Linked DNA regions of Homo sapiens: regions 1, 2 and 3 are each linked to region 4. A link is a loop called in an ENCODE intact Hi-C map of the cell type or tissue named here. Cell type or tissue: mammary epithelial cell. All regions are shown on one strand. Region 1 holds the start of LINC01910 (long intergenic non-protein coding RNA 1910). Region 2 has its middle 37 kb from the start of LINC01910. Region 3 has its middle 50 kb from the start of LINC01910. Region 4 holds the start of LINC01909 (long intergenic non-protein coding RNA 1909).

The links. A loop is a pair of places that touch in the nucleus more often than their neighbours do. Peaks named below come from ENCODE experiments on the same cell type or tissue, not always from the same donor. Only the 100,000 strongest peaks of a DNase experiment are listed, where the experiment ranks them.
Region 1: a loop joins it to region 4, with 8 times the contacts of the local background. A loop is called at or near these places in 6 of 110 quality-filtered maps.
Region 2: it touches region 4 in a loop (5-fold over the local background); 10 of 110 quality-filtered maps call a loop at or near these places.
Region 3: a loop joins it to region 4, with 8 times the contacts of the local background. A loop is called at or near these places in 9 of 110 quality-filtered maps.

Annotation. Positions count from the first base shown.
Region 1 is chr18:70,379,762-70,387,761 of GRCh38, reverse strand. It overlaps LINC01910 (long intergenic non-protein coding RNA 1910), which reads left to right and starts at 3,171. Exons shown (of 3, transcript NR_110764.1): 1 at 3,171-3,291; 2 at 4,420-4,645; 3 at 5,333-7,622. RefSeq lists an enhancer at 2,572-3,771. In mammary epithelial cell, no CTCF peak of the experiment used is centred here; a DNase peak (open chromatin) is centred at 3,301; H3K27ac peaks cover 2,904 bases.
Region 2 is chr18:70,417,880-70,425,879 of GRCh38, reverse strand. No RefSeq gene overlaps it. Among named protein-coding and RNA genes, the nearest start is that of LINC01910, 37 kb to the right of the region's middle. In mammary epithelial cell, no CTCF peak of the experiment used is centred here; DNase peaks (open chromatin) are centred at 1,719, 3,139, 3,609 and 4,209; H3K27ac peaks cover 2,749 bases.
Region 3 is chr18:70,430,651-70,438,650 of GRCh38, reverse strand. It overlaps the pseudogene RPS2P6. Among named protein-coding and RNA genes, the nearest start is that of LINC01910, 50 kb to the right of the region's middle. In mammary epithelial cell, a CTCF peak has its summit at 4,561 (motif pointing right); DNase peaks (open chromatin) are centred at 4,570 and 7,340; H3K27ac peaks cover 245 bases.
Region 4 is chr18:70,330,518-70,338,517 of GRCh38, reverse strand. It overlaps LINC01909 (long intergenic non-protein coding RNA 1909), which reads right to left and starts at 3,079. Exons shown (of 4, transcript NR_126336.1): 1 at 3,012-3,079; 2 at 2,378-2,460; 3 at 2,014-2,196. It overlaps LIVAR (liver cell viability associated lncRNA), which reads left to right and starts at 338. Exons shown (of 2, transcript NR_146458.1): 1 at 338-1,304; 2 at 2,303-3,010. RefSeq lists enhancers at 1,091-1,385, 474-1,673. In mammary epithelial cell, CTCF peaks have their summits at 4,880 and 5,623; DNase peaks (open chromatin) are centred at 1,177, 1,977, 3,697 and 4,567; H3K27ac peaks cover 5,676 bases.

The sequences.
Region 1 (8,000 bases), 49 kb before region 4:
CCAAAGAGAGATGCCAGGCTCTTTTAAACCACCAGCTCTCCCGTGAACTAACAGAGTAAGAACTCACTTATTACCAGGGGGAAGACACCAAGCCATCTGTGAGGGACCCACCCCTCTAACCAAACACTTCCCACCAGGCCCCACCTCCAACACTGGGGATGACATTTTAACACGAGCTTTTGAGGGGACGAACATTCAAGCTATATAATCACCATTATACACAAGCTTACCTGGAACCCAATATACTGACTGGGTCACATAAAGAATATGTATAGGAATTAAGATTGTTCAACCTAAAAAAGGAAGACCTAATGGTGGGGTGCTGAAAGTAGAAAGCCTGTTAAATGAATAGAGGAAAGATTTCAGATCAGCAGGGCAGACAGTAAGAACTTTACACTGGTAAGGATTGTTGGCAATGAGAGTGATAAATCTTTCAATGAGGGAGAGACTGAGGTCACCAGGAGTGTCCAGAGAATAAATGATCACTACGGGGAATGCTGCAAATGTCCTCACAACACTCAGTAGAAAAGTGGATGCAATCAAATTGGCAAATTCTGAATTTCACAAAACCCTGGGGACTGACCTTAAGTCACCAGCATTTTATGTTTGCACAGTAAGTACATTTACAAAATGAATCACAAAATGATATACAATTATCACCATTTCACTAAATATAGATATTTTAGCACCAGAACTTCAGCTCAGAATAATGGACTGTCCTCTAAATTGTCCTCCGAATAGAAATAATTTGATTTGATTGTTGTCATCCAACCATAAATTGGTAAAAATTTGTTCACTGTGGCAGACACTCTTCTACAGTGTGACATGAACTCTCCTCCCATAGAGTGGCAGGGTCTGTGTTCTTTGCGTTCAGCCTGAATAGAGCTTTATGACTGTCTTTACCAATAAAGCATGGCTCAATGGAGGCTCTATGACTTCTGAGTCTAGGTCATTAAAAAAAAAAAAAAAAAAAAAAAGATTTGGTAAACACTAGGCTTGATGACCTCTCATTCCTCCAAGCCCAAAAGGTCATAATTCACTCACAGATCGCCTATTGCAGATCTGAAATGGTGATTCTGGTGTTCACAAATCCCTCAAAGATTTGACGACATTAATCAGCCCTCCTGACTGATTCCTGTGATGATCAATCCATTGAGATACTTTTGGCTGTAAATACAGTTAGCCCTCCATATTCTTGGGTTCTGCATCCACAGATTCAAACAACCACAGATCAAAAATATTTGCGAAAGAAAATGCATGGTTGTGACAGTACTGAACATGTACAGACTTTTTTTCCTTAATCATTATTCCGTAACAATACAGTATAACAACTATTTACATAGCAATTATATTGTATTAGGCATTGTAAATAATCTAAAGATGATTTAAAGTATACAGGAGGATGTGCGTAGGTTGTTATGTGCAAATACTGCACCATTTTATACCAGGGACTTGAGCATCTGCGGATTTTGGAATCCGAGGGAGGTCCTGAAACCAATCCCCCGTGGATACTGACAGACAAATAAATATAAAATAAATCCTAATTAAAAATAACTTTGGCCGGGTGTGGTGGCTCACACCTTATAATCCCAGCACTTTGGGAGGCTGAGGTGAGCAGATCACCTGAGGTTAGGAGTTCAAGACCAGCCTGACCAAGATGGAGAAACCCCGTCTCTCCTAAAAATACAAAATTAGCCGGGCATGGTGGTGTATGCCTGTAATCCCAGGTACACGGGAGGCTGAGGCAGGAGAATCCTTGAACCAGGGAGGCAGAGGTTGCGGTGAGCCAAGATCGCACCATTGCACTCCAGCCTGGGCAACAAGAGCGAAACTTTGTCTCAAAAAAAAAAATAATAATAATAATAATAAAATAACTTTAAGTGAATCGTATTATCTCACCTAACAAAAAGTCCTATTATGTGACATAAAAATAGGTGGGGTAGTGGGTTGCAGAATGGTTTTATTAAACAAATCCACAGCAACTTCAAGGACTCAGATTCTCTCCACCATTCTGTTGGGTCATTACCAGCTGTGTTTATTTTTTGACCCAAAGACTCCTCCTCTCAACTCCCCCAGAACTGCCATGAGCCTGTTCCCCAGAGACAATGTGATCATTATCATTACAGCTGACTTAGACTCACCAGGACTTATGCTTGGGGGAAATAGGATCACTGTCCCTGAGAGCCTGGCCATGGATAGGAAAAAAGGCCCTGATCACATTGGGGTTCTAGTACAAAAGAAGAACTTCCTTGAAGGCAAGGAAGAAGAAAAGAAGGGCAATGGCTTCTCCACAGTCGAAAGGAATTCCCTTAAGTTTAAGGATTACTTCTCATTCAGTATGGCACTGTGAAAAGTGCTCCTCTCAAGGGGTCGGACAGAACTGTGTTCAAAACCCAAATCAAGCTGGGCGCAGTGGTTCATGCCTATAATCCCACCACTTCGGGAGGCTGAGGCAGGAAGATCCTTTGAGCCCAGAAATTCGAGAGCAGCCCGGGCAATATAGTGAAACCCCATGTCCGCAAAAAATAAAACATTGCCGGGTGTGGTTGTCCACATGTCTAGTCCCAGCTATGCGAGAGGTTGAGGCAGGAGGATCACTTGAGCCTGGGAAGCTGAGGTATTGAAACCGCCTTTGCAAAATTATGACTGAGACACTGAGACACTGAAAGAGATCTAACTTAACTGACTCCACCTTGCTTCTAACCTCCAAGCTGTCCTTGTTCATTCCTGGGTGTAGGCTGAACTAACTTTGGGAGAAATTTAGTTTATAGTTTAAACAAAGACGGTAGCAGCCCTTTCCTAAAGCAGACCTCCTTCTTGTGTGGGGACAAGATTGTAAGACTAACATTAGCCACAAGATTAGAAATTATGGTTTCGAAGCCATGCAGCTGGAGGCTACAAGATTCTGACCCTCCCTAAACTGCTCCTAAGATCAGTGCTTGAGATATTTTGCAGACACTGCACTTGATGGATCAGCTGGCACCACCCAGATCAATAAACTGGCTCATCTGATCTTGTGCCCCTCTGCCCCACCCAGGAACTGACTCAGCGCAAGAAGACAGCTCCAACTCCCTGTGGTTTCATCTCTGACCAATCAGCACTCCTGGCTCACTGGCTTTCCCCCATCCACCAAGTTATCCTTAAAAACTCTGCTCCCCGAATGCTCAGGGAGACTGATCTGAGTAATAATAACACTCCAGTCTTCTGCACAGCCAGCTCTGCATGAATTACTCTTTCTCTATTGCAATTCCCCTGGCTTGATGAATCAGCTCTGTCTAGGCAGCGGGCAAGGTGAGCCCCTTGGGTGGTTACAGTTGCAGTGAGTCATGATTGTACCACTGCATTCCAGCCTGGGCGACAGAGTGAGACCTTGTCTTGAGAAAAAAAAAAAAAATCCCAAATCAGCCACTTAATGAAAAGGCTCATTCTCCTCACATGCAAAGCAGGGATAACAATAACCACTTCCCATGTGCACATCAGGACTCACTGAGGAGCCAGGGTTACCGGCATCCACTGCCTGCTGATTATGCTGGGGTGTTGCCTGCAGGGAAGTGCTTTACATGCATCGGCCCAGAGACTCCCCACATCATGCAGGAGGTAGGCGCTTTGTTCTTTTCTTTTTTTTCTTCTTTTTTTTTTTTTTTTTTTTTTTTTGAGACGGAGTCTCGCTCTGTTACCAGGCTGGAGGCTGGAGTGCAGTGGCACGATCTCGGCTCACTGCAAGCTCCGCCCCCCCGGGTTCAAGCGATTCTCCTGCCTCAGCCTCCCGAGTAGCTGGGATTACAGGTGCCTGCCACCATGCCCAGCTAATTTTTGTATTTTTAATAGAGACGGGGTTTCACCATGTTGGCCAGGATGGTCTTGATCTCCTCACCTCGTGATCTGCCCACCTCGGCCTCCCAAAGTGCTGGGATTACAGGCATGAGCCACAGCACTCCGCCTGGTGCTTTGTTAGTTTCATACTGCAGATAGTAATCCGAGGTTTGGAGAAGTAATACAAGGCTTGCTGAAGGTCACACAGAGCAAGGACAGAATTCATTCTGACTCCAGAGCCCATGCAATGTCCAGGAGCCCCCACCGTGCCACCTTTTGAATGCTCATCTGTCTGCACTGCACGCAATGCACTGCCCTGGCCATCTAGGCTCGAGGTATCTAAACCATGAGAGAGAGACTGAAAGAGAAACGGCAGCACATCGTCAAGGAGTCAATTCCATTTTAAAACACTGACTGTGTGTGACAGCAAGGTTGGACAGCTCCATGGGGACACAGAGGGCCTCAGACACACGCCTGCCCTCCTAGATCTTCATTTAATTCTATGAGTGGCCATGGACAGATGGCATAAACAATTTTATATCTAAAAACTTCAAAGCTAATATTGTCTGAGATTCATATTGTGAATATATATCCTCATTTTTACAGAGAAATCCTGAGGCTCAAAGACACTGAATGACCTGCTGCTTCACACACAGGTGGTCAGTGTTGCCAAAGACCAGGACGAGCAGTCCAGGCAGCTGTCACATTTCCAACATGTGGAAAGCCTCGCCAAAGCATGAGCTCTGCTGTCTCCCTTCCATGCAGCGAGGCCACACGAGGCGGACGCAGATTTGTTCCAGCAGCTTCACCAGGGAATAAACAGCAGGCATAGGTACAAATAAATAAACCTCAGGCTTGAGATCCTCTCTTTATCCAAAATCAAACTCCAATTCTTTTCTTTCCTTTCTTCCCTGGGGCCATCTTGGTGTCGCCCATCTGCCTGGGCCAGAGGCCCGTACTTGTTCCTGCATTGCCAGGCCATTTGGTAACACGAGGAGCTGATGCCCCTTTCCCTCCTGTTGTTTTTTGTTTTTTGTGTTTTTTTTTTGTTTTTTTTTTTTTTGAGACAGAGTCTCATTCTGTCACCCAGGCTGGAGTGCAGTGGCACGATCTTGGCTCACTGCAACCTCCACCTCCCAGGCTCAAGCGATTTTCCTGCCTCAGCCTCCCGAGTATCTGGGATTACAGGCGTGCACCATCACTCCTGGCTAATTTTGTATTCTTAATAGAGATGGGGTTTCACCATGTGGGCCAGGCTGGTCTGGAACTCCTGAACTCAAACCATCCACCCGCCGCCTCGGCCTCTCAAAATGCTGGGATTACAGGCGTGAGCCACCGCGCCTGGCCTCTCCTGTTGTACCTTGTCAACCCCAGTTGCTGCTAAGCTAGCCTGTCTGTTTCTTCACTGTTTTCTTTACTTATGTCTGCTCTTCTAAACGTAGACAAACTTTTATATTTTATTTTCCTCCCCAGTTGTAAATAGCAGAATCTGGACAAGAACTCAATATTTCTATTTCAGATTACACACTCTTTCTATATTACTATGAAGCTTCAAGATATTTTATGCGGCTTTTGTAAGAAACATAATCCTACTAACATTGACTGAGTACCAGGCCCTCTGCTAGGAGGCAGGGAAACTGCATACAGCAACTCCAGCACCATCCAGCCTCGAGGGCGAGGCAGACTCGTAAGTGGGTGATCATAACAGCGAGTGCTAAATGATATATTGGGAAAATCACAGAATACTGTCGCAACACCCAGGGTGTGCTCTCACCCATCTTGAGAATGAGGAAGAGTTAACCCAGAACAAAGAAAGGGTAGTTGATGTTTAGTGTTTGGGCAGATGTATTCCAAGCAAAGGGAACATTATTGGTAAAAGAAGAAAGGGGATTGAGAGCCCAGAGTCTTCGGAGAGCTGTAAATATTCTGTCAAGGCACAGAAGCGAAGTTTGGAGTTTATGCTACCGACAATGGGAATCTCTAAAAGGAGTTCAGAAAGATCTGAAAATAGACTCAAAGATTTCTTCAACAAAAGGAGATGGGTGTCTGAAAATGATGAAGATGTGGTCCCTGACTCCAAAGAGCTCATCACCTACTGGGAGAGACAGATATGTAAACAAATCATTACAGAACAATTTGTTTCATTCTAAATGTAGCACACAAAAAGAGCTGGGGACAGTGAAGAGGAAGCCGTCAGCGCTGCCTGCGGAGAAGAAAGGAAGGCTTTGTGTAGGTGACAACTGAGCAAGATGACAGATGAGTGGGCGGAAACCAGTCCTAGCAGAAGGGGTGGACCCTTGGGGCGGGACCAGGAAGGGCACCTCCAATTCATTACCCAAGATTAAATGAATGGAACATTCGCCGTACTCTTTAAATTTCAAGAATTTCTTTTCTTTCTTTCTTTCTTTTTTGAGACGGAATTTTGCTCTTGTCGCCCAGGCTGGAGTGCAATGGCGCAATCTCGGCTCACCGCAACCTCCGCCTCCTGGTTCAAGCTATTCTTCTGCCTCAGTCTCCCGAGTAGCTGGGATTGCAGGCATGAGCCACCACGCCCGGCTAATTTTGTATTTTTAGTAGAGATGAGGTTTCTCCATGTTGGTCAGGCTGGTCTCAAACTCCTGAACTCAGGTGATCCGCCCGCCTTAGTCTCCCAAAGTGCTGGGATTACAGGCGTGAACCACCATGCCCGACCTAAATTTCAAGAATTTCTATTGCAACTCCTTTGCCTCAGGAATTTGTCCCCTTCCTAGTGGAGATAGTGAATGTTAAACTGTAACCTACATATCTCTTCTCAAGGATTTTGAATGTTTGTTTGTACAGAGAACACTCCATCTGGTATATCCCAGAAACAAAAGGAGCTTTTCAGTAAGATTTTCAGTGCACGGAAGCCGTGTTCATTTCTAGAGACTGCATTCTCAGAAGCTTTTCGCCCTAAGCACAAAATCAGAGGCAAGTAGGAGGAGTGGGGCTGCACCTGAGTGCAGCATTGCTGTACCCATCCTGTTTCCCAGACAAGCAGATTCAAAAATCAAGTGTCTTATTCACTGGGGTTAGAAAGAATCTATTTTTTTCCTTTGGCAGCATCAAACATCAGAAATAATTCCACTGAAAAGAATATTATACCTAATGTATTCTACTTAAAGTCCAACAAATACATTAAGAGCAGAAAATTGTAGGATACAAGATTCTCAAATTTTCAGTAATACAGCTCAATATCAGTACACAAGGTGAGGCCTTATGGACTGAAGGGTTGTGTCCACCCAAAATTCATATGTTGAAGCCCTAACCCCCCACTGCGATGGTATGAGGAGGTGAAGCCCCTGGAAGATGATTAGGTCATGAGAGAGAAGCCCTTGTCAATGGGACTAGTGACCTTGCCAAAGGGACCCTAAAGAGCTCTTATGCCCTCCTTCCTCTTGTGAGTGCACAACTAGCCGGCAAGCCAGAAGAGGACCCTTATCAGAACCTGACATTGCTGCACCCCAATCTCAGAATTCCAGCCTCCAAAATCGGAGAAATATATTTCTATTGTTTATAAACCACGCTGGGGTACTTTGTTGTAGCAGCCAAAACTGACTAAGATGAGAGGCCAAAAAAGGTGCTTTCCCTATTAACAGCACGACTCTGCCCGTGCTTACAAAGAACTGTGGTTGAAATGGATTCAGCTTTACAACATCTGCAGAAGGCTAAGTTACGTGCGGCAGTAGTGGTGGAAATGTTGAACTAGGAACTGTATTAAGGGGTTGAAAGTAAAGGGATGAGCCATAATTTATTCAGGAAAACGCAAATAAAAGTAGTGGAAATAGCAATATTCATGAAAAGATAATATGGCGTTTAATTTAAAAAGTCAGAGAGTGACTTGGTAATGATAAAAAAAAAGCCATGAAAAAAATATTATCGTGATGAACCTTTAGGTACTAAATAGCATAGTGGTAAATATATATGACAAAAACTCTGGTCTGGCCTGGTGGCTCACGCCTGTAATCCTAACATTTTGGGAGGCCGAGGTGGGTGGATCACTTGGGGCCAGGAGTTCGAGACCAGCCTGGCCAATATGGTGAAACCCCATCTCTACTAAAAATACAAAAATGAGCCAGGTGTGGTGGCACATGCCTGTAATCCCAGCTACTTGGGAGGTTGAGGTGGGAGAATCGCTTGAATCTGGGAGGCGGAGGTTGCAGTAAGCT
Region 2 (8,000 bases), 87 kb before region 4:
GTGACTGAGGCTCAAGGTTAATGTCAACCGGAGATACTTACACCTGGAACATGAAGGGAGAGAGAAACAGAAATAAATAGAGATCTGAAGATAACAGAAAAGCAAGGAAATACCAGTAACTAGTGTCATATTACCTCCCTGCCAACTGAAGGGAAGTCCATTCGGATGATTAAAACATCTTAGGTATTCAATAGCTTATTTCTAGATAAATTATTTTTTATTTTAAAATACAAATAGAAACATAAAATAGACTAAAAACATGGTAATTAGTAAAGGTTCTTGTAACTGCCTTTGGATGTGTGAATTTGGTGAGGCTACAGGCTCCAGTGTTTCAGTCAAACCCTACTCTAGGGGTTGCTGGGAAGGTATTTTGTAGATGTCAGTCAATTCCGTAGTCAGTTGACTTTATTTGTTAAGGGAGATTATCCGAGATAATCTGGGGCAGCCCGATTCTGTCAGTTGAAGGATCTTAAAAGCAGAAATGAGGCTTCTCTGAAGAAATTCTGCCAGTGCATAGCAACTCCAGCCCCTTCTGGAGACTGCCCTGCAAATTTCAGACTAGCCTATCCAGCCCCATGGTTACATATCCAATTCCCTGCAATAAGCCTCTTAATATCTGTCTTCTACTGGTTCTGCTTCTCTGGTTGAACCCTGATACAGTTGTTAAAATGTTATTGTAATTAATGTATAAGGATGAATTAGTAGTATATTGTGCTGGTATAAAAGCTAGTACATTTAAGTGGTTTTAAATTTTTCCCTGTGTTCCCATTTACCTATGAACTTACACTGTCTCAGAGGAAGGACTCAGAAAATCATCTTGGTAAGCCCAAGTAAACTCTAAATGTAAATTCCATCTGAACAAATTATGAATGAGTGGAGTCTTAATAAAGTTGCAGAATGTTAAATGAGAGAGGAGAGAGTGAAAGATGCACCTTCTCTTTGATTTAAAGCATGTATTCACACACACACACACACACACACACATTTTAGAAGAGACCTACATGATTCCCATGTTTTCATTTATTCTAACAGCATTCACTGAATGCCAATGACATCCTGAACACCTTTCAGCTTTATGACTATATTAATCCTTTCTTGCACTGCTATAAAGAAATAGCTGAGACTGGGTGATTTATAAAGAAAAGAGGTTTAATTGGCTCACAGTTCTGCAGACTCTAGGAAGCAGTGTCTTCTGCCTCTGGGGAAGCCTCAGAAAACTTACAATCATGGCGGAAGGCAAAGGGGGAGCAAGCATTTCGCATGGTGGGGCAGGAGGGAGAGAGAGGGAGGGGAGGTGCCACACACTTTTAAATGACCAGATCTCACCGGAACGCACTCACTCTCAGGAGAACAGCACCAAAGGGGAAATTCACACCCATAAGTCAATCACCTCCCATTAGGCCCAGCCTCCAACATTGGGGATTACAAGTAAACATGAGATTAGGGTGGGGACACAGATCCAAACCAAATCAATGACTCTGCGTGTCATTCAACACCTCCACATCTCAGGTTCCTTCTCTGTAAAATAGGGTTACAAATTGTGCCAGCCTTGTAGGACCACAGTGATTGTTAAGTTAGTTAAGGTTTCCAAAGTGCTTAGAATAGTCTCACATGTGGTATGCAACATCTATTTTGTGGGCTGGGGAAGCTGGCAAGGACTTCACAGAGGAGGAGATGCTAGAAAGACTTGGATTGGGGAGGGAGCACGAGGTACTATCCTGAATCATGGGCAAACCGGTTGAGCGAAGCTTGGAGGCAGGAAGGAAGAAAGCTTGTGATAGTAACCCTAATTAAACCAGCCTGCCTGCCGTGAATGGTTCTTACTAGAATCCCCAGGAGAGAAGGTGAGGGCCAGATTTTGAACAAAGCAAAGCCTGGATTCTACCTCTAAACCACATATTCAAGTTAATCTTAAAAATGACAGTTCATGTTTTTCAAAAGGATTTTATGGTTAAACAAGTTTGGAAAACAGGGTTAAATAAAGACTAACAGGTTTCTTTCAAGCAGGATTTCCCCCAATGACCTTAATCTGCTAACACACTGCCAGAGGGGACCCACAGGCAGCAGTTCCCAAAATAGAGGACAGAATCCTCTGGCTTCAGAGCATCTCCCAGGAAAACTGTTCCGAGGTGCACACTCCTGCAAATGAAGCTTGTATTATCTATATTTTCTGCATTCTTGATGCTCTGGCATCTGGGGCCTTGCTGACAGGGGACAGACTGCCTCTCTGGGGGCTTGACAATTCTTAGAGATAGCAAACAACTCACCTGGGAGCCCATCCTTCATATGGAAACTAACAATCCAGAGCCAACACCCACCACATCTTCCACCTGGCACACATACCCCGGAGACAATGTTCATCTGCGCTCATCATCCAAGAGCCAGGTACCGGACAACTAGGGACAGCCTCTCTAGCCCAGAACCCACTGAAATTATTCAGGCTTACCAATCCTAAGCCTGCCTAGCCTTGCCTTTCCTGTGGAAGCCACAATAAAACTTCCTGCCCACACTCTGCCCCACCTCTCTCCTGCCTCCCGACACACCCTGGTGCTTCCTCGTGGGGCCCAGCAGGACACTTGCCCCCTCCTCTTGGGAACTGTTAGTAACAAACTGTCTTTTCCATACCAATCATCTCCCAACCTGTTGGCCTTACCATAGCTCAGTAACAATAAAACTACAATTTAAAATACTGGTGTTGGCAAGAAAGGACTTTCAAAGACGTTTAAGCAAAAGAGTAACATCATTATGTTTTAGAAATATTCATCTCACACATCCTCTCTATACTACATTTTGAATTCTCAGAGCATTGTTAGAGCCCCAGGAAGCCCAATACCAAACTGAAATGTTAATGGAGAGACACAGAGGGGTCTGGGAAGCCTGAACCCCCACATATATGGGAGAAGTCCTGCTAAATGTGATGAGACTTTGGGAGTACAGCATGTCTGAAAGAGGGCTGTCCCGTTAACCCACCTTGGATACCCTGTAGCCAGCTGTAGTTTCTCCACTGTGTTTAGGTGATTCTAGAGGTCAGAGGTCATCAGAACTTGTGATTCACCTGCAGCTTTGCAAATGGAGGTACCCCAAGGACTTGCAAGACAAATCCTACCTCTGAGCACTTCATTGCCTCATTTTTCTTATCAGCAATCTAAGGAGGTTGAGGTTGACTCACTTTGTAAAATACCTTCTGGCTCTGAAATTCTGTGATTCCTATTTTCTCTACAGAGCTACTAATTCCAGCAAATTTTATAATCCTATAAAAATCACTCTAAGTCACAAATATCAGGATTGCTGTAAAACTTTTCTATGTCCTTTTGTTCTTTTCTATGTGATGCCAGTTCTCCAAAGGGCACTTCTCTTTTGTGAGTTACAATTACCCCTACTATTTATTGTGAGCCAATTAAAATAAATACTGTACTTTGGAAAAGGAAATGTACTTTTTTTCCTACACCCATGCCAACCTTCATTCCACACCTTGCCCCATCATTTAATCAACTGTGATTTTTATCTACAGTTGGAAAAGACATCAGGGAATTAATGACTCACCGCCCAACCAGAGCTCTTTTAGGTCAAGAGGGCACAGGCTGCGGCCCCCCCTCCTCCCCCATGCAAAAGAGCACTTGGCAGAACCCTGAATGGGAACTGCAGTGAAAAAAAATAAGGAAATGAATCACTGGGCTTGACCAAGACTTACTAGCTCTGTCTCCAAATGAAGAAACAATGACAAAACTGCTGGTTGTCTGATAAACAAATTAGAGCCAAGAGTGGGAGACAGAAAGATTTTAGCTGTTATCTTCTAAAGGGAGAAGTTTGCAACCTGCTGGAAGGTGCTTCTCTGGACTTCCATGAAAACCAGCTGTCTGTCATTTGATCTCTGTGTGGATCTCAGGTTTCTCATATATAAAATGTCAGTTTGGAGACAAATGGTATTTCAAATTAAATGTCTTCTTTAGTCATTAAATGTGGAGCTCGATACTGAATCCTTTGACCATGCTCTTTTTTCAATACAGAAGATAGATGCCCAGGTATTACCGGATTGTAACAAAGCTACCAAAGAAGTATGATCATTGCTTAAAGAAATATTTGTGCAAAGCGGGGAAAATAGCCTTACAGTCAGGAGCATTAATCCCACCTAAGCCAGCCAAAATTAGAATGCTTGACAGCACAATTTGAAGGAGAAGGAAATGAGCAAAGAAGATGACGACTGACATTTAGGTTGGCCAGTGGGTTATTAGTCATAATAAAGAAAGGCAAAAACAATAATAAAGTAGAAAAGATTTGCCCCATTAGTCAGCAGTGTAAAGAAGCAGGTGTAAATGATAGCACTGAACATTGGAAGATGTGGACCATGCCGGAGAAATTGTCCCTGCGGAAGCATTCAACTGTTGTAGTCAAACAATGTTGTAATTATTCTTACACTCTTGTAGGCCCATCACTATATATATTTATTCAATATTTATTTATTGAACATCTACTTATATATAACTACCTTAATCACTTTAGTACCTATGGAGACGAATAATTTCTGCATTTAAGAACTTTTCTGGCTAGGCATGGTGGCTCATGCCTGTAATCTCAGCACTTTGGGGGGCTAAGGTGGATCGCCTGAGGTCAGGAGTTCAAGACCAGCCTGGCCAACATGGAGAAACCCCGTCTCTACGAAAAATACAAAAATTAACTGGGCGTGGTGGCGGGCACCTGTAATCCCAGCTACTCGGGAGGCTAAGGCAGAAGAATTGCTTGAACATGGGAGGCAGAGGTTGCAGTGAGCCGAGGTCATGCCACTGCACTCCAGCCTGGGTGAAAGAGTGAGACTCTGTCTCAAAAGAAAAAAAAAAGAACTTTTCTGTTACGTAAGGGCAACAGCTAATGATAACCCACTATAAGTACTATTGCACTGATAAATAAAAAGAACAATGAGCAAAAATATTCTTACCAAAAATCTTATGCTCAAGGTGAGATTAAAGCTTGCTTCAAAGAACGGATAAGATTTTAACAGGCATGTTGAGAGGAAAACTATTCTAGGAAGATTAAACAGAAAGAGCAAAGGTATTCCTTAAAATGGTTTACAAAACCCTTCCAAAGTTGACCCCACCACTCACAGTGCCTCATTGTCTGTAATCCCAGCACTTTGGGAGGCTAAGGTGGGAGGACTGCTTGAGCCTGGGAGGTCGAGGCTACAGTGAGCCATAATCTCACCACTGTACTTCAGCCTGGGTGGCAGAACAAGAATCTGTCTCAGACACACAAAAAAAGCTGATCCCCACTTAAATTTCCTGCTTATAATTCTCCCCACTCACCAAACTTCCTGCATCCTCCTATTTGTCATGTTTTCTGAAACCTCAGGACCAGAAACAGTTTTTTCCTAAACTTCTATACCTAGAAAACTCCTGATTTCCACTAGAATAGAAAGTAATTATTTCAGGCTTTGAAGACTATGCGGTCTGACTCACAACTATTCAATTTTGCTGTTATGCTGTGAAAATAGCCATGAACAATATTTAAATGAATGAGCAGGCCGTGTTGCAATATAACTTTATTTACAAAAACAGGAAGAGGATTGGATTTGGCCCACAGGTCATAGTTTGCTAACCCCTGCTATGGTGCAACATCACTCTCTCCTGGAAGGGAATGATGTTTTTAGTCCCAAGAAATATATGGAATGCAACTGTCTCATGTACTATTGGTTGTTTAATTGAAATTCAAATTTAACTGAGCGTCCTGTGTTCTATCTGGCAATCCTAATAAATGTCCATCAGAACTTCCTGTCTTCATAACAGCAATGCCAAAAATCCTAAGCGCTCAATTTCTGGTAAAACGTGTGTCTCTCGCTTTTCTCCAGCGGACGTTTCCCCCATCCCTTCATCTTCAATTCCCATTCCCCCAGACTCTCTCCCCTCTACAAGTTTGTTAATTGTTTTTAGAGAATGAGAAAGTAATTTTCATTTCTTTAATGAGTGTTTAAAGAATTAAGGAACGTTTGTCATGGCAGATACAGAAAATAACAGTCTCAAGATTCTCTCATTCCCTGGGTTTTATACCGTTGTATTAATCTAAAAGCTACCCATTTCATCATCTCCTTTTAATTCTCCCTGATGATTCAGGAGCTGTACTGCCTGTGGTTGGATTTGCTGCGATAACTTATCTCCATAGGACAGGAATTTATGAACTGGTTGCATTTAGATTGGAGCTGTTTTCAAGAGTCTCCTGAGCTGACCTTTTAGAGTAAACCTCTAATCTCCAATGCAGAATTAAAGACTCTGCTTCTTATGAAAGAAATCACAGGCACCAGCTACTCTTGAAGAATGTTTTCTTGTTGTGGGAGGTGGGGAGTGGGGCAGGAGTTAGCAACTGAGTGGAGAGGAATCTTAGAACCCGCGGGCTCTGCCGGCCGCAGCTGTCTCGGCACCTTTTTTCTCAGTCACTGGGGTCACAGCTCTTTCCTCTGTGTCCTCCTCTTCTTCAGGTAACTCACCCTCTGCCCTCCTAGCTGTTCACACTAACATACACCATTTATATTCTAAGGGAGCATTAGTGTGTGTTTTTAATGATTAACTGCTCTAACACAGGTGCCTTCTGGCCGCTTCCACCCAAAACCTCCTTCAGCTGAGACCCTGCGAAGTCTTTCTGCCCCTCCTATGGTCGGGGTCATAGCAGTGACAATATGGCTCTGGTGTGGGAGGTGGCAGGGGAGACTTAGGGTCAACCCTGCTCTAAATCACTGTCATCTTCAACTGCAGAATATAACTAATACTGAAACCCACAGACCACAGAGAAGAAACACCCACACTTCCAACTCAGATTATAAAGCACAAACCCTTCTGTCTCATCTCCCACGTGCCTCCCGCCTCACCTATCCATAAGCTGCCCTTCATGCTGCTGGAAGAATATTCTTTCTGAAACATCAATGCTCACCTGTCTCTCCTGTGCCCAGGACCAGCCCTGGTATCTAGGGGCTGCAGGGCAGAATCCAGGCTTGCCTTCACAGTCTCCTCCTTTGGGCATCTCTACTATCCCAGCCTCGTTCTTCAGTGCAATCCACAGTCAGCTTCACACGGCTGTGCGATCCTCAAGCGTGAGTGTGTTTTCTGTGCCACTCACTCTTTCATCCATTCAGTCAACAGATATTAACTGAATATCTGACTTAAGCCAGGCGCAGTGAAACACACTGGGGATAAACTGGTGGAATGAACTTACAGTCCATTGACGGATGAAGAGAACTGAACAGGGTCAGACAGAGTGATGAGAGCCCAGGGAGCACATAGGAGGAACAATTCAGAGAGGGAAGGACGTTCTGGATTTTTCTTTGCCACATCAGGCAACTCTGTGTGTGTGTGTGTGTGTGTGTGTGTGTGTGTGTGTGTGTGTGTGTAACTCTATACTTGTAATGTGGAGTCATCCCAGCAAAGATGCCTGACTGAGGTCTCCCTATTTTTATTTGTGTCCTCTTGTGTTCCTTACTTTATCACTGCCATTTTGCCTATTACCATTAAATTGTTTTACAAAGAACAATACACCTATTCTCCAGATTAACCCCCAAAACAAATTTAAATACATTGCACCTAGCCAGCTGCAAAATCCCTATTTCTACTTGGGTCTGGGAATTATAGTATCCACCAATAACAGTACAAACAGATCGCTGACATTTGTACTACAGATGGTAATTTGACACATTTATTGCTCTCAGACCAAAGATATTCCTGGAGGAATTAATTTTAATTTCTTTCTAGCTATTTTTTTATTACCAATAGACAATTACTTAGATAGCATCTTGAGTAAACGCACCCCTTGTATCCTAAGCATCCTTTTTAGCCAACTCAATGGATGAGCAAACACATTGCCTCCTCTGATAAGTGTGTTGCCTTTAGATCCCAGCATCACGATCCATCTCTCAGACCTGCAGGAAATGAGATGCTATCACGTCAAGTATTTGCTTTATTTGTCTGGGGAAAATTAGCTCTTCAATTTCAAGCTTAAGGGTCCTGGGCAGAGTCGTGTTCTAG
Region 3 (8,000 bases), 100 kb before region 4:
GTTGCAGTACTAGGCAGTACTAAGTAGATCAGTGTTTCAGAGAGGCTGGAGACATACCAGTCTTTTCAATAAATCTGAGAAAATTGGTCATCCATATGGAAAATATTGTATCCCTCACTTACATCATATAAAGAAATAATTCAAAGCCTACTAAAATGCCAGGCATGAAAATCAAATCCATTAAAACATTTAAAAGAATTATAAGAGCAAGATTTTATGACTATGGTAGAAAATGATTTTTCAAACAAGATTTCTTTAAAACAACAAATGATAAAAAAGGTGTATTTGACAACATAAAAAATTTTTAAAACTTTCATGAAACAAAAGACACCACAAACAAAGTGAAAATAAAAGCACAAACTGGTACAAAAGATTTGCAATACTTAAAGAAAGGCAAGCGTTGGCCAGGTGCGGTGGCTCACGCCTATAATCCCAGCACTTTGGGAGGCTGAGGTAGGGGGCTAATCCAAGGTCAGGAGCTTGAGACAAGCCTGGCCAACATGGTGAAACCCCATCTCTACAAAAAAAAAATATATATATATGTATATATATGCAAGGCCAGGCCTGGTGGTGGGTGCCTGTAATCCCAGCTACTTGGGAGGCTGAGGCAGGAGAATCACTTGAACCTGGGAGGCGGAGGTTGCAGTGAGCCGAGATTGCACCACTACACTCTAACCTGGGCAATAACAGAGTGAGATTCCATCTCAAAAAATATATATATATATGCAATACTTAAAGAGAGTGTCCAGAATCCACAAAGGGTGATACATAAATAAGAAAGAGATAAACTATCCAATATAAAGAGAGATGGGGGTACAAACCCACAGTTCACAGATAGGAAACAGAGTCAAGAAACATTTGACAAGATGCTCAATTTCACTAGTAATATGAAAAATAATAGTTAAATGGAATACTGAAATTAAACCACTTTGTATCCATCAGAGAAGCAAAAAATCCGAACTCTAATAACAATAAGCATTGACAAAGACATGGACAAACTTCATTTATTTCAAGAGGAAAGACCATGGTTACAACCACTCTGGAGAACAATTGGGTAAGATCTCATAAAGTTAAAGGTATACTCAGAAATTCCAAAACACTCAGAAATTCTACCTCTAGGCCTAGACCACGGAGAAATTCTTGCATATGTAGACCAGAAGATACATACAGCTCATAGCTCTGTTGTTTATGATGATGGCAAAGCATAACCATCCTAAAAATCCATCAACAATCAAATAGATAAATAGATTTTTTAATTAACACAGGGCAATTACTATGTTTCAGGAATGTTCTATTTTTTTTTGTTGTTTTGTTTTGTTTTTGTTTTTTTGTGTTTTTTTTTTTGAGACGGAGTCTCGCTCTGTCGCCCAGGCCGGACTGCGGACTGCAGTGGCGCAATCTCGGCTCACTGCAAGCTCCGCTTCCCGGGTTCACGCCATTCTCCTGCCTCAGCCTCCCGAGTAGCTGGGACTACAGGCGCCCGCCACCGCGCCCGGCTAATTTTTTGTATTTTTAGTAGAGACGGGGTTTCACCTTGTTAGCCAGGATGGTCTCGATCTCCTGACCTCATGATCCACCCGCCTCGGCCTCCCAAAGTGCTGGGATTACAGGCGTGAGCCACCGCGCCTGGCCAGGAATGTTCTATTGTAAGAACGTTAAAAATATTAAATTATTTGACTTTCAAAAGAACTCTATAAGATAGATAGGTTTTTATGAATTTTAATACTTCCACTATTTTTAGTGATTATTTTCCCCATTTTATAGATTAGGATATGAAGACACACAGAAATAAGCCCAAGGTCACTCAGCTGATTAGAAATAAAGTCATGCAGTGGAACACTACAGAACAAAGGAAAGGAATGAAATAAAATTATATGTAGCATTATGGATAAATATCAAACCGTGAGAAAAAGTAGGTTGTAGACTGATACAGTAACATACCATTACATTAGTCTGAAAGATGCAAATCAATACTGCATGAGTTTCCTAGGGCTGCCATCACAAATAAGCATGAACTGGGTAGCTGACAACAGAAATGTATCCTCTCACCCTTTTGGAGGCCGGAAGTTGGAATCCAAGGGACCATCAGGGCAGCACTCCTTCAAAGGCCCTAGGGGTTCCTGCCTGGCCCTTTCCAGCTTCCGGTGGCTCCAGGACGTCCTCGGCTTGTGGCCGTATCACTCCAGTCTCTGCCTCCATCTTCACATGGTCTTCTCTTTTCTGTCTTGTAAGGACACTTGTTGGATTTAGGGTCCACCGGATGGTGGAGGATCATGTCTTTTCTATATCCACCAAGACACTTCCCAAATAAGGGCACACTCACAGGTTGCAGAGGGTCAGGATGTGGACATACCCTTTGGGAGGACAAGCATTCAACCCTCTACAAATATTGGCGGTAATTTACAGGTATTTACCTAAGTAATGAAAAGCCATTTTAAAAAAATCTCATGGAAATAATAAACACTAAACCCTCCCCTGGGAAAGAAAGGAGAGAGAGAGTAACAGGAGAGGAAGGTATTACAGAGGGGGTAAGTGTCTCTGTAATTTGTTCTCATTTAAATCCTGGAGCAAATATGGCATTTTAAATCTACAGTTAATATAGCAACATGTTGAGCTTTGATAGGGCTGAGGGGCACACACACACCTGTTGGCCATGATTTTCTCTGAAATTTTCTTTTTCTTTTTTTTTTTTTTTTTTTTTTTGTGACAGAGTCTCGCTCTGTTGCCCAGGCTGAAGTGCAGTGGTGTGATCTCGGTTCACTGCAGCCTCCATCTCCCGGCTTCAAGTGATTCTCTTTCCTCAGCCTCCGAGTAGCTGGGATTACAGGTGCCTGACACCGTGTCTGGCTAACTTTTGTATTTTTAGTAGAGACAGGGTTTCACCATGTTAGCCAGGCTAGTCTCGAACTCCTGACCTCAGGTGATCCACCCACCTTGACCTCTCAAAGTGCTGGGATTACAGGTGTGAGCCACTGTGCCTGGCTGATTTTCTCTGTAACTTTTTATAATTAAGAAATATTTCATAATGAAACAATGCAAAGATGTCCTCTGCCTTAACTCTATCATGGTATTTGGAAGAGTTACTTTTGACAGGTCCTTGTTGAACCTTGTCTGCAAGCTGTTATTAAACATCTATGGTATTATCCACTACTTCTCTCAGTCCTATTTGAATCGGCTCCAAGTCAGAGTTCCTCCGTGCTTTCCTAACTCACCTCTTAACATATACAGCCTTTCCTCTCCACCATTTAGTTTGCTTTAGATGTTTTTTTTTCTTATTAAGAACACCACTGCTCCAATAATGATGAACTGATTTCCAAATGTCAAAGACTAATCCAACACAGAAATATCAAAGCAAAGACTGCAGATAAGCAACATGGCTTCCTCGTGATGTTTGCTGTGCTTCTAGAAAACAACTTTTCTCATGAGTCTTTTAAATCATGTTTTATCTTTACAATAATGAGTACTCTTGCCTTCTTTGAGAACATCCTCACCTCTCCCAGAGAAGTAGCATCAGCAAATTGATGGGCTGAGACTTATTTCTCCTGGGGTGACCTGCCAATAGCAGAATCATTAGCACAGTCCCCTCTAAAGCACTACTTTTTTTCAATATTCTTTTAAAATTCTCCAGCCAAAAATGATGGGAATCATGATTATTCCTGGCCACTGCCATCTCTAAAGTGGAGTTACTCTTCTTTCTATACCCAGCCATATAAAATTAAGACAATCCACTGAAATATAATTACTCATGTTTTGAAAAATAAACAGCTAAAGTAAAGCTACAGCAGTTTTAGTAATGTGCTGTTTTATTTTAGGTGATGGGAAAACCAAAAGTTATACAACTATTTATGAGGTTCAATGATGAAAGTAACACATTATTTAAAAAATTAATCTGAGTAATCATGATAGTATGGAATTTAAAATTAGAGGCAGGGTGAGGTGGCTCACGCTTGTTATCCCAGCACTTCGGGAGGCCGAGGTGGGCAGATCACTTGAGGTCAGGAGTTTGAGACCAGCCTGGCCAACATGGCCAAACCATGTCTTTACTAAAAATATAAAAATTAGCTGTGCATGGTGGCACTCACCTGTAATCTCAGCTACTCGGGAGGCTAAGGCAGGAGAATCATTTGAACTCTGGCAGTGGAGGTTGCAGTGAGCTGAGATCACGCCACTGCACTCCAGCCTGGGTGACAGAGCAAGATTCTGTCTCAAAAAAAAAAAAAAAAAGAAAGAAAGAAAAAGAAAAGAAACGAATTTAGAATTTAGAATCAGAAGACTTTAATTCCTGGTTCTTCCAGTGATCAGCTGTGTGACATTGGACAAGTTAGTTCCGTAAACCTCAATGTGCAACGTTGGGCTAATGAAGTAGCTACCTGATAAGATTGAAATAGATATTAAAAAATAATAAATAGGCATTCCATATATCATAGCTCAGGCTGCCATACAAAATATCATAGACAGGGTGACTTAAACAACAAAAATGTATTTCTCACAGTTCTGTAAGCTGGAAGTCCAAGATCAAGGTGGCCACAAGGTGGTTTCATTCCGAGACCAATTCTCTTGGCCAGCAGATGGCAGCCTTCTCGCTGTGGGCTCACATGGCCTCTTATATGCCTGTGGGGAAAGAGAGAGGGCTCTCCAGTGTCTCTTGGTGTAAGGATACTGTATCTATCCAGAGCCCCACCCTTCTGACCTCATTTAACCTTATTTACCTCCTTATAGGCCCTATCTTCAATTATAGTCACAGTTGGGGGTTAAGACTTCAACATATCAATTTGGGGGAGACACAGTTCAGTCTGTAATACCTAGGTAATATTAGTATCAGATATTTTAAGGCAGCCACAGGACTGGGCGCAGTGGCCTGTAATCCCAGCACTTTGGGAGGCCGAGGCGGGCAGATCACCTGAGGTAGGGAGCTCAAGACCAGCCTGACCAACACGGAGAAACCCCGTCTCTACTAAAAATACAAAATTAGCCAGGCGTGGTGGCGCATGCCTGTAATCTCAGCTACTAGGGAGGCAGAGGCAGGAGAATCGCTTGAACCCGGGAGGTAGAGGTTGTGGTGAGCTGAGATTGTGCCATTGCACTCCAGCCTGGACAACAAGAGCAAAACTCCATTTCAAAAAAAAAAAAAAAAAGGCAGCCACAGTACTTCTTCCATGCGTGTTTGTTGTTTTTTATTGGCCTGACAGAAAAACCCATGAGAAATAAAAATGAAATGCTAAGCTCCTCAACTCACTGAATGGACCCCCTCTTGGTCCAGGGGACCCCAGAGTAACCTTGGAAACTGAGTTCTTGACCATGATGGAATGGGGTCAGACACACCTCAATGTGCCCTTCCCCTGCTGGCCACCATTAAGCTTTCTTCCCTAAGAGCAAAACAGAAACCAGTCTTTCAAATGATTCCACCGCTATTGACCAACCTGACACTGCCCACCCCTCCTTTTTGCCTGATAAGAGACCACGGACCATGGAGTCTACAAGGAATGTGCAGTTGGAATTTTTGTGTCCTCTGGTTCACCTTTTGAAGTCAGAAGGCCAAACACTCCACTCTCCGATCATGCTAACATGGCCATTTTCTGAACATGGATCCCTTGGAGAAGCAGGAAGCTTTATTGCTCATGCACATGTTTCCTCTTTCACAAAGATTCATGACTTCTCCTGTAGCTTATTAAACACATATATTCAGCCACTTCGTTCAGCATATATTCCTGTTCCTGTTGCCCCTCCCTCAAAATGTCTGTTTCTGGCTTCCCACCCTGTCAGATGGCCACCCTGCAGGCTGCAACCCTTTCCAAATTTATAAGCCTTGTCATTCTTCAGTTGACAACCATAATCCCTATGGCATAACTTGCACTGCATGAAAATTATATTGATAGGTGTAACCAAAATAAATAACTTTATTAAGTTATGTAATTAGAGGTATGTGGAATTTTTCACTCTGCTTTCTCATGAAACAAAGCATAATCATTTCAACGCTCCTACAAAATAGTTACAATCACCACTGTCATGTCTTAATGTTTTACAGTTGGAATAGTAAAAACTATGTCCCTGTAATATACTAAAAAGTTTTAAGTGCTTACCTAAGAATATCCTTTAATGAAAGATGTTTGTTCAGGTTTCTGCCTCAGCCTCTGAGTAGCTGGGATTAGAGGCACCCGCCACCACGCCCGCCTAATTTTTGTATTTTTAGTAGAGACGAGGTTTCACCATGTTGGCCATGCTAATCTCAAACTCCTGACCTCAGGTGATCTGCCTACCTCGGCCTCCCAAAGTGCTGGGATTACAGGTATGAGCCACTGTACCTGGCCCATTGTACCATTTTCTTACTATGAAGATGTTTATTTTTATTTGAACTTCCTGGGCAATAAAAATAATGTTACAGTTTTAAACACTGCTATATATATTTATATATTATACTTTTTGAAAAGGCAATGAATGACAGATCACATCAGTTTATACTTTTACCATATGAGCTGCCATTTCCTGATACCCTCACAAATACTGGTCATTATTGTTCCTTTTTACTCTCTGCCAAATTGGCAAGTGGAAAATTACTTAACATTGCCTTTCTTTGGTTTCTATTGAGTTCAACTTTTTTTTTTTTTTTTTTTTTTTAAGACGGAGTCTTGCTCTGTTGCCAGACTGCAGTGCAGTGGCACGATCTCGGCTCACTGCAACCTCCACCTCCCGGGTTCAAGCAATTCTCCTGCCTCAACTTCCCAAGTAGCCGGGTCTACAGGCACCCGCCACCAAGTCTGGCTAATTTTTGTATTTTTAGTAGAGACAGGGTTTCACCATGTTGGCCAAGATGGTCTTGATCTCTTGTCCTCATGATCTGCCTGCCTTGGCCTCCCAGAGTGCTGGGATAACAGGCGTAAACCACCGTGCCTGACCTGAGTTCAACTTTTTTCACACTTCTTGTTGTCCACCCAAGGTTTCATTTGTACAATACATATCTCTGATTAGTAGGGTTTTGTTAAGTACATGATGATATCTGCAATCTTGGGAAAGGGACTTTATGGGAGGTAACTTCACTATTCCTAAAACCTCCCAACTTGATTCTTCTTATTCTCAAAATATTATTAAATCCCACACTGACCCTGCACTGCGGCATCCTGAGAAAACTCCACCTGCACCCTCTGGGTGTGACACAATTCCTACATTCCATTGTCAGGCAGATAGTGAAGATTACTTAGTACTAGGTGGGGGGATGTTTTGTAGGAATTCCTGGGCTTCAGTTTAATCCAATGTTGAATGCCAGACCCTCCAAGGTGACACTTCCTCTTTCATCATGTGGACTTTTCATCCTTAAATCTTCTTCTAGCGTGTTGCTGTGTAATCCTCCTTGACTGAATAAACAGTTAGGACTGTATTTCTCAACTCAGGGAGAATTCCTATTGCCTCATGTCTGGATTTGTCAGAAGTCTCACCCAGCCTATTATAATCAATCTTTATTTTAGAAGCTGTTCTTTTTTCTTTTTTTCCCCCACAGGCTTAATTCACTTTATTTTTTGTGTATAAAACCCTGTGTTGTAGCCACAGCTGGAGCCTGGGTCCTCTGCACGGAGACTCTGGGTCGGCCTTGACCAGGTGTGGTCAGTGAATTCCTGATAGGAAGACTTGGTGAATACAGGCTCCTTCCAAAGGTCGGGGGGTCAGGTAGCTGTAGGTCTTAGAGCTGTAAGGTCAAAGATGGCCTTGGCGCAGTTGCCCAGGGTGGCAGTGCAGCCCCTGGCTGAGGTGTAGCAGACATCCATACCAGCCATCATGAGCAGCTTCTTGGGCACAGGCGCCGAGACGGTGCCAGTGCCCCTGGGCGTGGGGATGAAGCCGACCAGCACAGAGCCGCAGTGGCCTGTCACCTTGCAAGGGACGGTGTGGGGCTTGCCGATCTTGTTCCCCCAGTAGCCTCTGCGCACGGGGACAATGGAGAGCTTGGCCAGGATAATGGCCCCGCGGATGGCAGTGGCCACCTCTTTGGAGCACTTAACACGCAGACC
Region 4 (8,000 bases):
AAAGAGGGGGTGTTTAAATGTTACCGTTAAAAAAATAATTATTGGTTACTTATTGTAGTGTAGCCAGAGAATGTGGGTTTCATATTTTGTAATTTTTAGAATCTGCTGAGATATTCTTTTTCTTTGAGACAGAGTTTCTCTCGTTGCCCGGGCTGGAGTGCAATGGTGCGATCTCGGCTCACTGCAACCTCTGCCTCCCAGGTTCAAGTGATTCTCCTGCCTCAGCCTCCTGAGTAGCTGGGATTACACGCACCTGCCACCACGCCCGGCTAATTTTTTTGTATTTTTAGTAGAGATGGAGTTTCTCCATGTTGAACAGGCTGGTCTCAAACTCCCGACTTCAGGTGATCCGCCCACCTCAGCCTCCCAAAATGCTAGGATTACAGGCATGAGCCACCGCACCCGGCCTGAGATATTCTTAAAGTCCTAAGATATGATCAGTTCTTTACGTCTTCCAAATGTTTATATTAAATATATATATGAATATGTTTTAAAATACCTGTTAATTACATTATTCAATTCTTGTAATAATAAACACTTGCATAGTATTCACTCTGGGCCAGGTGCCGTTTCAGAAATTTTAGATAAATTAACTCTTAAGTGAGAGCCCTCTGAGGCTGGAGCTGTTACTACTACCGCAATAAACTTAATCAGTAAAGTTAAGGCAGTGAGAAGCTAAATGGCACTGCTAGTAAGTGGCAAGGCAAGGGTTTACACTCAGGCAGTGTTATTTATATTCTAAAGGCCATGTGGCTTATGTAGACTTTATTTCAAGCCACTTACGTTATTTTGAAAGAGTTATAGCATGCCATATTAACAAACAAAAAGTTTTATTTGCTGACAACCCTAGCTAACTCTCAATGCTTAACATATTTATGATATTTCTCTCCTCTGCTACTTCTAGTTACTCCATTTTTGCTTACTTTGTAGAAGTTGTTTGACAATATTGCTGACATTTAAGTATTCTTGTATATTTCTTTATATTGGTGATTTCCTTATTTCGTTTTTTCTCCTTTGCTGCCTTTTTATTCTAAAGGTTTAAGAGTCAAAAAATGACTAGATTGCCTTAATTACAATGGTTTGAATGAGTTAGTTTGGTTTTCTTTTTAAATCTGTGTTCTCTTTATATCCTAGCCTAGTTTCTGGGAGGTGCAAGGCACTGAGTGACTCATTGGGACCTGCTGAGTCATTAGAGAGAGTGCCTGAGGGACAGAGGCCAGACTGCAACTTAAGCTATCTGGAATCTTACCTCTGCTGTCTTACTGGCTGTCTACATGGGGCTACATTTTAACTATGGCTTACAGGTAATCATTTAATGTCATGTCCTTTCTATCTTTCCCCCTCTAAAGTGGTAGTAATCATCCTTTATCTCTCCATCTCTCCACCAGGATATTGCAAAGATTAATTATTATTAAAAACAAAATGAAATTATCAATCCCTTCAGGAATATGTTTGCTGTATTAATATAAGAAACTATTTTCATGGTTTCCTTGATTTTTATAGCTGTGCTTATTGTGCCCCTTCTCAATGAAGGAGATATTCCAAATTTCTCCCAGACAGAAACTGATTTAAAATCGATTCAGTGGCTGAAGAACCCTGTAATTGTCCCAGCGGGTTCTTACTCTGCCAGGTAAATATTTCCAAGAACTAACATGCTAAGTTTGAGACTGGTTATTCATAATATAACTGTTAAGAGTTGTATTGTCTTTGAGTTTCTTTGGGGTTACCTTTCTTGAATCCCTATGATTTTGTGCATCCCACTCATCTGTGTCAGTGTATGTTCTTCAAGACTGAGGGATACGAGACCTGGCAGGAACAACCTACTTGCTAAGGAAGGACATTCAATGTGTACTTAATAAGATGTTCAGAGGTAGATTTTCCCAGACTGGTCATGGGTCCCATGCTCTTTCTTTCCTTCCACTCCAAATCTGCAGCATGTTTAGTTTTTGTCTTTAAGTTTCATGATTCATGGCCACCCAATCATTGCCACACTTCTAGACAGCAAGTCTTTACCTGACCCTGTACACGTCAGGAGTGGAGAGACTGCAAAGATGGCAAGAGAAAACTCTTCTCCCAGGCCTGTCTCCTTTCATCCAGGAATGAAAATCTCTCTCAGTCTTACATCTATTGAATCTCATGGGCTTTCTGGCTCTGCAAGGGTGGCTGGAAAAAATGAGTATCTTGCTTTTTCAGCATCTATATTGAGAGGCAGGCAAGGAAAAGGTGGATGAAGACCAATTAACCGAAGTGTCTGTTACAACTAACAAATTCTTTTTCTCTTTTCCTCTCTTCTACTCCACAGAAATCATTGCCTGTCAACAGCCTCCACCCCCACCTCCCCACCCCCACTCTTGGGAATGGACTCTGACAAACTCACCATCAGGAAAGTTGATGTTTCCCATCTAGGATGGAAGAATGGGATTCTGAACTTTGTCACTGTTTCTGAAACGTCATCAGCTCCTGTAATTGCATGGTTGGGACAGATCTATTTAAATTGCTTTGAAGTTTTCCCAGGAAATTCCCACAAAATTGTGCAACCCAAGGAATTGAGGTGGAAAAAATGGCACTGGCATCAATTTGCTTCTCACCACGACCTTGTGAAGGAGGCAGGTAGCCACTCATATTTATGATTTAAAAAATGAGGGATCAACAATTAAAGGGGTAACAGTTCTAGGTGCTTGGACTATTAGTTTTATCAAAAACACAGTCGGTATAGGTTCATTGACAGCTGGCATTCATCATCTGAAATTAGATCCCCCTTTGAAATTATTCTTTCTCTCATTTTCCTTGCTTTTACATAGAAGTTTTTTCTTTTTTTTTTCTGTAAATAGTTAGATAATGGCATGGGATGACACTGCAAATAGGCAATATACCATACAATCAATTCCATGTATTAATTCCAGAACAGTTTCCTCATTAATGGAAATACAGGATGCATTCTGGTATCATTATTGTTGACATTTCTCTTTGCTTTTATTATATTCAATAAAATATTGTATTCAACAGCTTACCTCAGAGAGAAGTTTGATGAGATTTGATTGTCCTTTAGTTTTATCTTTATCACCAAGACAGGACCCAAAACCTGTCTTCCTCCTAGTGTGGCAGGGCTGTTGCAATGAAGCACACAGACAACAAACACATCTTTCTAAAGCTCTCCTTCATCTGAAAGTAAAGATGACAACTTGATATGAATAAAACCCATAGAATTTTGGAAAATTTTGATGTTTCTCAATCTGCACTCTCTGATTGGGATTGATTTAACTGAGAGTAACAGAAACGTTGACGCTGCTTAAACAAATAAGAGGTTTATTTATCTTGCAAACACTATGAAGGTATTCATTTCAGGGCCCAGTGCAGCTGCTCCAGGGCCAGCTCATTTGACCTTTCAGCTTTTCTGTCCTGCATGTGTAACTGCTGAGCATCGGAGAGTTACATTAGCAAGCCAGGAGAAGAAGAAGAAAGATGAAGAAGGGAGGATAAGTGGCTATAGCAGGAAGTGGAACATTTCCAGAAACCCCAATAAATGTATATCTTGCCTGAACTACATCTCACAACCATCTTTAGCTGCAAGAGAGTCTGGTAACTGTAGTTTTTTCACTGGGCACACTGCCATTCCTGTAAAAATTACAATTTTCTTAATGAGGACGAAATAGAGACATGATGTTGCCTCAGCAACTAGCAGTGTACACCACACCCATCATCGCCAGGCAAAGTGTAGTGTCATGATTTCATTTGTTAGTCATCACTTTCAACATCTATTGCCATAGTAAACATAAGCCAAAATGATTAGATATCAAAAACTGATCTACCATATTATTTTGTTTTTCCAATAAGTAATAGCAGCCTTACTCATTCACCTTTGAGAAGAAGTTTATTTTATAGGCACAATTTTACATGTATTTCTATTTTGGGGTGTGGGAGTAAGTAAAGATCTGTGTCTTTGTTTGGGCTGCTGTAACCCAAAGCCATACACTAGGTAGCTTATAAACAACAGAAATTTCTTTCTAATAGTTCTGGAGGCTGGGAAGTCCAAGATCAAGGCACCAGAAATCTGGTGTCCATTGAGAACCCACTTCTTGCTTCATAGATGGCACCTTCTCTAGGGGCCAATGAGCTCTCGGGGGCCTGTTTCATAAGGGTGCTAATCCCATTCATGAAGGCAAAGCCCTCATGACCTAATTACCTCTCAAAGGCCCCATTTCCTAATACCATCACTTTGGGTATTAGGATTTCATCTTTTGAGTTTTGGAAGGTGTTAAACATTCAGTCCATTTGGATAGTAAAGTGAGCTTGAGAGGGACAAAACTCACTGGATTGTCAAAGGGGTCTTGGATTCACCTTGGGACTGCTGTGTTTCCCTGCTACACTGTCTGAGCACCTTGGCTTTACCCTTTAGAACCAAGGCCCCTCAACCCTGACTAAACCTGGAAACAATTTGAACTCAAGGCTGAAAAACAGCTTCTGAGTCAATGGGTGGCCTATTTTGGGCTCTGCCTGACTTAGCTGTCTGGCTGTGTCTGTAGGAACACTCTTGATGGCGTCATAGGCAACAAGTCAATGGTGTATTTAAACAGAGCTGGAGAAGTGCTCTATGCACTGCCTGGTTACATCATGACTCCAAGGCTCTTATCCCAGGAACTTAAATGAAATGGGCATACCAAACCGATGGACTCATTGTGGACTCAGCCTATTGCAACTATGTTACAAATTTGAACTTTTTTTTCCTTCTAGTTTTTTTTTCCTTCAAATCTTTTATTCTTTTCCTCTATTTAGGTTTTGTCTTAGAAATCTTATTAGAAATTTCAAGTTGGAAAGACTTTAAAAAGACCTTTTCCAGCTCCCCACCTGCAGGAATCCTAGGGCACCACATCCACATTTTTCAAATGTGGACACCTAAAGCTGAGACAATCATTATCTCACAAATCTGCCAGTTTTGAGTAACATGTAAGAAAGGTATTTCTTATTATTACACTGATAGCTTCAACTGGAAGATTTCATAATCTCATACCCACAGGGAAACTCTAAAATCCTATTTAACAAAATGACCAAAAAACCTGACGCACTGAGTGGGTATTACATTGCTGGCTCATCCCTTTTGCATCAGCTTTATTAATTCAGAATTATGGGATAGCTTAAGAGTCTCTATTAGAAAATTTGGAGAACTGTGTAAGAAGCATAGCAACAATTCTGTGTAAAACCTGAAGGTTTTCATGGGGTGTGAAAAAGAAAAAACTGAACAGTGTCATGTGCGTTTCTGTCACCTTTAAAATTAAATTGTCCTATGAGGACATACATCCTTATAGGGATCACTGAACATATTCTTCCTCATTTTCAACAGTGAAACAGGTTGTATCTCCTCCCTTCCTTTCTTCTTTCTAAGGCTTATGAGAATTTCAAGGAGGAGCGGTTAATCAATTTGATTTGGGATAAGGAGAGAAGACATTGTGAGATAAGGCTTGAATTACCTTTGGAGAATGAGTATTGAGTGTCTGGTTGGGTGGGATGGGAAAGATTGAATAAAGACAGATGAATAAATGCAATAATTTTTCTTGACTCTGCTTGGGTGGCTAAGTCATGATTACTCAAGCCACTATTATGCAAAGTAAATATGCAGCCTACAGGCAGCCACTAGTGTTCATACTTCTTTATCCCTTACTTTGGGGAAGGCAAAGCATTTGTTACTATTGACTCTGTATCTGCTGGTTTGAATCCACAGAGCTAGAGGCCTTTCAGGGGCTTGAACATCGCTAGATTTTTGTATCCACAGGTGGTGGTTGGGGGTGGGGAGGGTAGAGGGTGGTCCTAGAACCAATCCCCTGCAGATACCCAGGGACGCCTATATATTCACCTTGTGACCTAGTGTAATTAAATCCTAGTGTCCCTGGATGCCACCATACTAGACCCATGAAACCGAGTGAGAGATCCGGAAAAACCCTTATATCCTTATCTGTGCTTCCTAGAGCTTTCTTGGTGTGGGGAAATCCATTGCTTGTGATTACAAAGTGAGTCTTCCTTTTCAATTTAATTTTTGTTTTTGAGATGGAGTCTCGCTCTTTCGCCCAGTTTGGAGAGCAGTGGCGCAATCTCGGCTCACTGCAACCTCTGCCTCCCGGGTTCAAGTGATTCTCTTGCCTCAGCCTTCTGAGTAGCTGGGATTACAGGTGCACAACACCATGCCTGGCTAGTTTTCGTATTTTTAGTACAGACGGGGTTTCACCATGTTGCTCAGGCTTGTCTCGAACTCCTGACCTTGTGATCTGCCCACCTCAGCCTCCCAAAGTGTTGGGATTACAGGCATGAGCCACTGTGCCTGGCTCAATTTAATATTTACCCTGTTTGTAAGCCATAGTTAACCAAGGACAGGATTTGACAGCCCACAGTTCTCTCTAGGCAAGACAATTGGCCCTATTCATAAACCCTGATCTAGCAAGCTCTGCTTGGCTCTTACTATGGAAGGGAGCCTTTCCCTCCTACGACTCCTCCAAAACTGGTCAAGGTGAGACTGCCTGGTATTAAGGAGGGAAGAATATAGGCTGGCATTAAAGTGTTCTAGGAATCTGGCTACAAAACTCAGCTGTGCTCCGAGATGAATGCCCACCCAGATATTCACTATTATTGGTTCTTTGCCAGCATCAGTCCTGGGACACTCCCAGGGGTCTCTGGATTTGACTTCTGTAATCAAATCTTAACAAGCAAAAGGTCCTTTTCACTCTCAAATCCACTGGTTGTTTCCTGGGGTTTATGACTGATCTTCCTACTAGGACTGAATTATGTAACGTCATAAACCAACACTTCTCCATCCAATCTGCCGTTTCCACAAAGGAACACAAAGACCCTATGGAACCATAAAGTCTCACAGGTGAAGGTCTAGGAAAACTGTCCTGGAAAATTCCAACATGAGGGGGAGCCTGACTAGAGCCGCAAGGGTCAAAGCAGCTGTAAATCCATCAGCAAAATGAGCCATACACAAAGGGAAGGAAGAGAAGAGTCACATTTTGCTAAAAAGAGGATTCAAAAGGTTAGGTAATCCCAAAACTAGAAACTGAAATACAAAAAAAGTTAAAAGAATTAAACAACCATTAAAACAACAACAACAACAATGAATTGTAAATGAAGCTGAAGATTTGAAAGCAGAAAAGCCACTAGGCCAAAACAGCAGACATGAAAGCTAAATTCAACAGAAATAAAGGTTAAACTATTTTTGATCCAGAAAGCTGAAAGCCTAGGAAAAGCATAAGTAAAATCTGTGAGGCTTAAAAAAAAAAAAAAAAGGTAAAAATTTAAAGGTGGGAGTAAAAAAAAAATTGGCTATAGCAAACAAAATTACGTTATTATTGAAGTTCTGACGCAGGGCCAGTATTTTCTGTGTTATCTGGCAGCCTAGCAGCAGGTCTTTCATCTTCTGAGAGCGTCTGCCTGCTCTCACCCTCGCCCTCCTCACAGGTGGCCTTTCAGGACCACGAGCAACTACAGGGAACACAGCTTGGCCTCAACAAACTTCCCTGTTCCTCTATCTTGTTAAATGAATACCCCTAGAGAAGAGGTAGATGAATATGAAACATTTTCTAAAAAAGTTAAAAGTCTGTTTACCTGGTAATGGTGTACGTTTGTGAAGTCTGTTCTTTTGCACAATTCTTGATCCCACGATAATCTCATAGTATTTCGTTAGCACCATCATCAGCAAAGTATGACGTTATCATCACAGATTCCAAATTGGGTTTCACTGAAGTGAAAATTTGTGATACATTCTAAACAAGATCAGTTTAAAATTCATCTTTGAATTAGCCATGGTTTTTTTAAAAAAGAATTTGTTTACAAAGTATTCAAACAAAATAAAGTGGGTGTTTAATCCCAGATTTAAGAACTCTGACACAATTAAATACAGTGGATATAAGAACTCTTTCTTATCTATGAAAAAATTTCTAAATGACCCCTATATACACTTTAATGACCTGGTTGTATTTCAATGAAATATTAACAGTGATATGCTTTTTTAATGT